2 separate regions of the Homo sapiens genome follow, and region 2 is linked to region 1. A link is an interaction called in ENCODE POLR2A ChIA-PET data of the cell type or tissue named here. Cell type or tissue: Panc1. All regions are shown on one strand. Links, peaks and the distances in the headings refer to the core of each region. The heading gives the core; the rest is flanking DNA.

Region 1 (2,920 bases), core at 234-2,733:
TAGTGCTAACCACTATGCTAAAATGCATCTCTAGCAAGCAACTAGAAAGAAAGAGATTAAGATTCAAGAATGAGACATTTAAATTAGTGATTAAATGGTGGAATTCTGAGGTGATGAATTCTAGGGAATTAGGGGAATACCATAAATTATGGTAAACTTGGGGTTTGGGATACACATTAATCAAGTTTTCAAAACAGCACAAATCTCCAAGTAGCATCTATCAGCAGTTCTTAGCTGCAAGCAACAGAAGCTAACTCTGGCTTATGAGGCAGAAAATGAGTTTATTAAAAGCTTAAGAAACAATTTTAAGGCTAAATTTCTAGGAACACCTAATACCACACTACCCAACCAACTGGATGGAAGAACCCTGTCTTTGATAGGAAACACCAGATGCAACAATTAGCTCTGCTGTCATCTAGGAATATCGTAGCCATTGTTGTTGCTGCTGTAAGCTAGAAATACTGCTGCTGCCATGGCAGAACTGTGAGTGGACACTTCAACTCTTCCTTCTTGCATCTCTAACTTCTAAATCAGACAGTGTGAAGGAGGTGTGTCTGACTGGCAGAGCCTAAGTCAGATCCTGCACTCTTGCAAGGGAAACTAGGAAATAAGTTTTTGCTTCTACCTTAGTAAGACAAGGTTCATGATATGGGACATTCCTTAAGCATAAAAAGAGTGTTCAAAATATATTAAGCAACCATCAACATAACTAACATCCACTACAAAGAACACCACAAATAAAGCATTACCAAACAAACACAATTTAGGACAATTTGTGACATACATTTGCTTTAGCTAAGAGATGAGGATGATTCAAAATTGAACCATAACACGAACATATCTTAAAATCTATACATTAATAAAAGGTGTGTGGGGGGACATGGGTAGAAACATGAACACAAACATACAACCCACAGCTTAAAAAATTGATGGCAAAGCCCATTTTTATATTTAAAAAGCAGAAATAGAAACAAGTAAAATGACAGTGAAAACTAATGATGCATTAATAAGGCAGCATCCATCCCCCAAATTTCAGAAAATGTCTGTAAACGTACATGGCAAGATGTATGCAACATCATCCAGTATGCACATGAGAATACTAATCTAGAATTCTAAACAAATTTGAGTTTATGGATACCAACTTCTAGGAATATTTAATAACCCACTTTGCAAATTCCAAGACAGTAAATCTTAGTTATATATAAGAATGAGTCTGTGGGTTTCAGTAAAAACTTGAATTTTTGGATTAGTTCATAGCCCATCAAGGAATTACCAACCAGGCTGCTGGTTTTTATGTTGCATTAAGTTGCCCAGAGTCTCACCTTAGCTTCAATTCTACATGATTTTTTGTTTTTTTTTTTTGAGATGGAGTTTCATTCTTGTCGCCCAGGCTGGAGTGCAATGGCATGATCTCAGCTCACTGCAACCTCTGCCTCCTGGGTTCAAGTGACTCTCCTGTCTCAGCCTCCTGAGCAGCTGGGATTACAGGTGCCTGCTACCACCCCCGGCTAATTTTTGTATTTTTAGTACAGATGGGATTTCACCATCTTGGGCAGGCTGGTCTCGAACTCCTGACCTCAGGTGATCCGCCCGCCTCGGCCTCCCAAAGTGCTGGGATGACAGGTGTGAGTCACTGCGCCCGGCCTAATTCTATATGATTTTATAGGTCCGCTTCTCAACACTCTCAGACTAAGTGTGGTCTGGCAGCAGAGATTCTCAGGAGAAAGAATTTGACTCAGTGTGGGTCACATGCCTACTTCTGAATCAATCAGTTATGGTATGGAATTAGTCACCTGGAACAAATCTGGCTGCTGAGGCCTTTCTCTTGAGGAGGGCCTATGAAGATACTTCCCCAAAGGCCTCATATTTGTTTACTGAAACACCAACAACATCTGAGCCATATCGATAATGTAAAAGCAATCTGTGGTCTTTCTTGACAAACTTTCTTGATGGTCTGAGAATTCAGGTATTTTGGAATACAGGTGAGGTGACACCGTCTAAGGGGGAAATTAGAGTGCAGAGACAGTTGTCCTGATTCACATCATTTCTCTATTTCATAACTAAATTTTTCATTAAGCACACCATCAAGGTTTTTCACACAGCATTACATTCACCAGCACCTCTAGTAACAAATCTATCCTCTATATTTCCTCCCTTCCCATTGCATCAGCTGCAAGAAAGGGAATGAGTCACTGCTCTCTTCCCCATTGCTTTCATCTCATCCTTTCCAAGGTCAACATTGCAGAAGGCAGATAGGCTGAATAATATCATTTAAGAGACTCCTCTTTTCCCAGGGGGAAGGAGATCTTGCATAAGTTTTCCCAAATCATCAGGATAACCTTCCATCAGCTGATCTAAAAATGTTTAGACTAAGAAATTATATTAGTGAAAAAGTTACACTAATTTTTGTGAGATGCATCCTTTATATTGCCAATTATGTATAGTAATGATCATATCATGAAATGTGTCAGATAAACATAAGCTGTAATGTATTTGATTATGACACTTAACTCTGCTTGTGTATGCTCAGTCTTACAGAAGCTCAAGCAGCATGGCCATCAGCCTACAACTTTCAATGCCTTCCCATTGCACTCTGCACAAAATCCAACTTCTTGTCCTGACTAACGGCACCACATTTGATCTAGCATTGTCCATCTCCTTACATTTGTATGCAATCTCCTTAAAGATGTCTTGTTTGCCAACATAGCCCCTAGTCTGAGTATAGAGCCTGAGACAATGCAGGTGGTCAGTAAATATCTGTTGAGTAAATGAATGGCTATCACATGAAGGATGATTTTCCTGTTACTAACTACATCCTAAAGTAATGGAATTGAGTCAGCTTCAAAATAGTATTCACTTATTCCTATAGAGATCAGAAACAATCAGCTTACTGCCAATGCTTGCTCAAAAGGCTCAGAAT
Region 2 (2,920 bases), core at 318-2,817, 220 kb before region 1:
ATTTAAAACACATGAACAAGATCTATATACTCAAAACTACCAAACGCTGAGAAAGAAATCAAAAAAGCTCAAAATGAAGAGACATACTATGGTTATGGATTAAAAGACTCAACATAGCAAAAATGTCTATTCACCCACAACTTGATCTACAAATGTAACTCGAAGCCAGTCAAAACTGCATTAAAAATTTTTGCACATAAGTGAATTTTAAAATGTATATAGAAAAGTCAGCAAACTAGACTAGCCAAAATAACTTTGAAAAAAAAATAAAGTTGGAAGAATCGCACTACCCAGTTTTAAAACTTACCATAAAACTACAATAATTAAGATGGTGTGGCATTGGTGAAGGGACAGACACATAAATCAACAGAACAGAAAAGAGGATCCTGAAATAGACTACGTAAGTATGGTCAAATGATCTTTGACAAAGATGTAAAGTCACCTGAATGGAAAAAGAATAGTCTTTTCAACAAATAATGTTGCAAAAAAAATGTGAACCTTGACCCAAACCTCATACCTGATAGAATGATTAATTCAAAATGGATCACAGAGATGTATGTAAAATGCAGAACTATAAAACTCCTAGAAGAAAACACAGGAGAAAATCTCCATAACCTGAGTTTGGGCAAAGTACTCTTAGACATGACATGAAAAACACAAGCCATAAAAGAAAATAACATCAATGAACTGGGGAGTCTCTCTCAACCTATTCTGGCTTGGGGGCTGCCCAATTTTTTTAAAAAAATCAATAAATTAGACTTTATCAAAATGTAAACATTTTAATGAGGAAAAGACACTGTTAAGAGAATAAAATGAGAGAAAATAATATGCAATCACATATCCAACAAAGGGTTTATATCCCAAGTATATAGAAAACTCACGCCTGTAATCCCAGCACTTTGGGAGGCCAAGGCAGGCAGATCACTTGAGGTCGGGAGTTCGAGACCAGCCTGACCAACATGGAGAAACCCCGTCTCTACTAAAAATACAAAATTAGCCGGGTGTGGTGGCACATGCCTGTAATCCCAGCTACTCAGGAGGCTGAGGCAGGAGAATCACTTGAACCCGGGCAGGGTTGTGGAAATTGCAGTGAGCTGAGATCACGCCATTGCACTCCAGTCTGCGCAACAAGGGCGAAACTCCGTCTCAAAAAAAAAAAAAAAACCTCTCAAAACTCAGCATTAAGAGAACAAACTACCCAATTAAAAAAATTAAGAAAAGACTTGGACACTTCACCAAAGAGAACACAGATGGCAAATAACTATATGAAAAGATGTTCAACATCATTAGCCACTAGGGAAATGAAAATTAAAAACATGACAAGCTACCTTTATACATTTACTAAAATGAGTACAATTTTAAAATATTGGCAATACCAAGAGCTAGTGAGGGTAGAGAACAACTGGAACATTGCTGATGGAATGTAAGATGGTATAGCCACTGCAGAAAAGAGTTTGGCAGTTTCTCATGAAGTTAAACATACATTTACAACGTGACTCAGAAAACCCACTTCTGGATATTTACCCTGGAGCAGAACTCAGCAAACTTTTTCTGTAATGGGCCAAACAGTAAATATCTTTTTTCCTCCAGATCAAAGTAATAATGGGAGGCATTACTAAATGGACTGCACTCTTTTTGTTTCGTGTTTATTTTCTTCCATTTACTATCTAACAACCTCTCCCCCAAAGTAGCCTGGTTCAAATTAATTGTGTTGGCCAGGCACGGTGGCTCACGCCTGTAATCCCAGCACTTTGGGAGGCTGAGGTGGGCGGATCACGAGGTCAGGAGATCGAGACCATCCTGGCTAACACAGTGAAACCCCGTCTCAACTAAAAATACAAAAAAAAAAAAAATTAGCTGGGTGTGGTGGCAGGCGCCTATAGTCCCAACTACTCGGAAGGCTGAGGCAGGAGAATGGCGTCAACCTGGGAGGTGCAGCTTGCAGTGAGCCAAGACCACACCACTGCACTCCAGCCTGGGCGACAGTGCGAGACTCCAAAAAAAAAAAATTAATTGTGTTAAACCACTGAGAGCTGAGGTAGCTAAGACTTCACATCTTAAGTTTCTTTCTATAGTATGTCCCAATAACAGCACTTCCACCTGTACAAAATCCCCAACTTGCTCAAAGGTTTCTTGTCTCACCCTTTTAAATAACTCCTTTCATTTATGTATAAGTTGAGCAACAACACTGAATTCAGAGATTCAAATGTAAATCAAAGGTCTTTTAATTTTATAACATTGGGAAAACTTTAACTAAGTAATGGAATTTAGCAGTATCGGCCTTAGATTCCTGATATGGTTTGGCTGTGTCCCTGCCCAAATCTCATCTTGAATTATAGCTCCCATAATTCCCATGTGTCGTGGGAGGGACCTGGTGGGAGGTAATTGAATCATGAGGGGCGTGTCTTTCCCATGCTGTTCTCATGATAGTGAATAAGTCTCACGAGATCCAATGGTTTTATAAAGAGGAGTTCCCTTACACAAGCTCTCTCTTGCCTGCCGCCATGTAAGACATGACTTTGCTCCTCATTCACTTTCCACCATGATTGTGAGACCTCCCCAGCCATGTGGAACTGTGAGTCATTCAAACCTCTTTCCTTTATAAATTACCCAGTTTTGGGTATGTCTTTATTAGCAGTGTTAAGAACAGACTAATACAATTCCTAAAATGAGTAAATGGAAAAAAGGAAATTCTAACATCTCCTAAAGGTAAAGGATTACACCAAATTGCCAGGAATACGTGTACAACATGAATACCTCTCTGTTTTGCTAACAGAGCTCTAAAAAGCTTTAGAACTGAACTATTATATATAGTAAGGGTTTTGATCTTAAAGAAATGTAGAGCCGGAAAGGAATTTTGAGATATTTTAAGTCAAGCAGAAGAAACGTAACTCTATGGTTCCTCCCTGCCTGAATGAAT

Evidence for each region. ChIA-PET counts read pairs that join two places held together with the same protein. Peaks named below come from ENCODE experiments on the same cell type or tissue, not always from the same donor. Only the 100,000 strongest peaks of a DNase experiment are listed, where the experiment ranks them.
Region 2: POLR2A ChIA-PET joins it to region 1 with 7 read pairs; 5 of 35 experiments call an interaction of 5 or more read pairs at or near these places.

What each region holds. Positions count from the first base shown.
Region 1 is chr1:212,028,944-212,031,863 of GRCh38, forward strand. The region is part of intron 1 of INTS7 (integrator complex subunit 7); the gene reads right to left. Among named protein-coding and RNA genes, the nearest start is that of INTS7, 5.2 kb to the right of the region's middle. RefSeq lists an enhancer at 1,858-1,907. In Panc1, for the core only: no CTCF peak of the experiment used is centred there; a DNase peak (open chromatin) is centred at 1,767; H3K4me3 peaks cover 897 bases; H3K27ac peaks cover 1,490 bases.
Region 2 is chr1:211,807,203-211,810,122 of GRCh38, forward strand. The region is part of intron 2 of LPGAT1 (lysophosphatidylglycerol acyltransferase 1); the gene reads right to left. Among named protein-coding and RNA genes, the nearest start is that of LPGAT1, 22 kb to the right of the region's middle. In Panc1, for the core only: no CTCF peak of the experiment used is centred there; no DNase peak of the experiment used is centred there.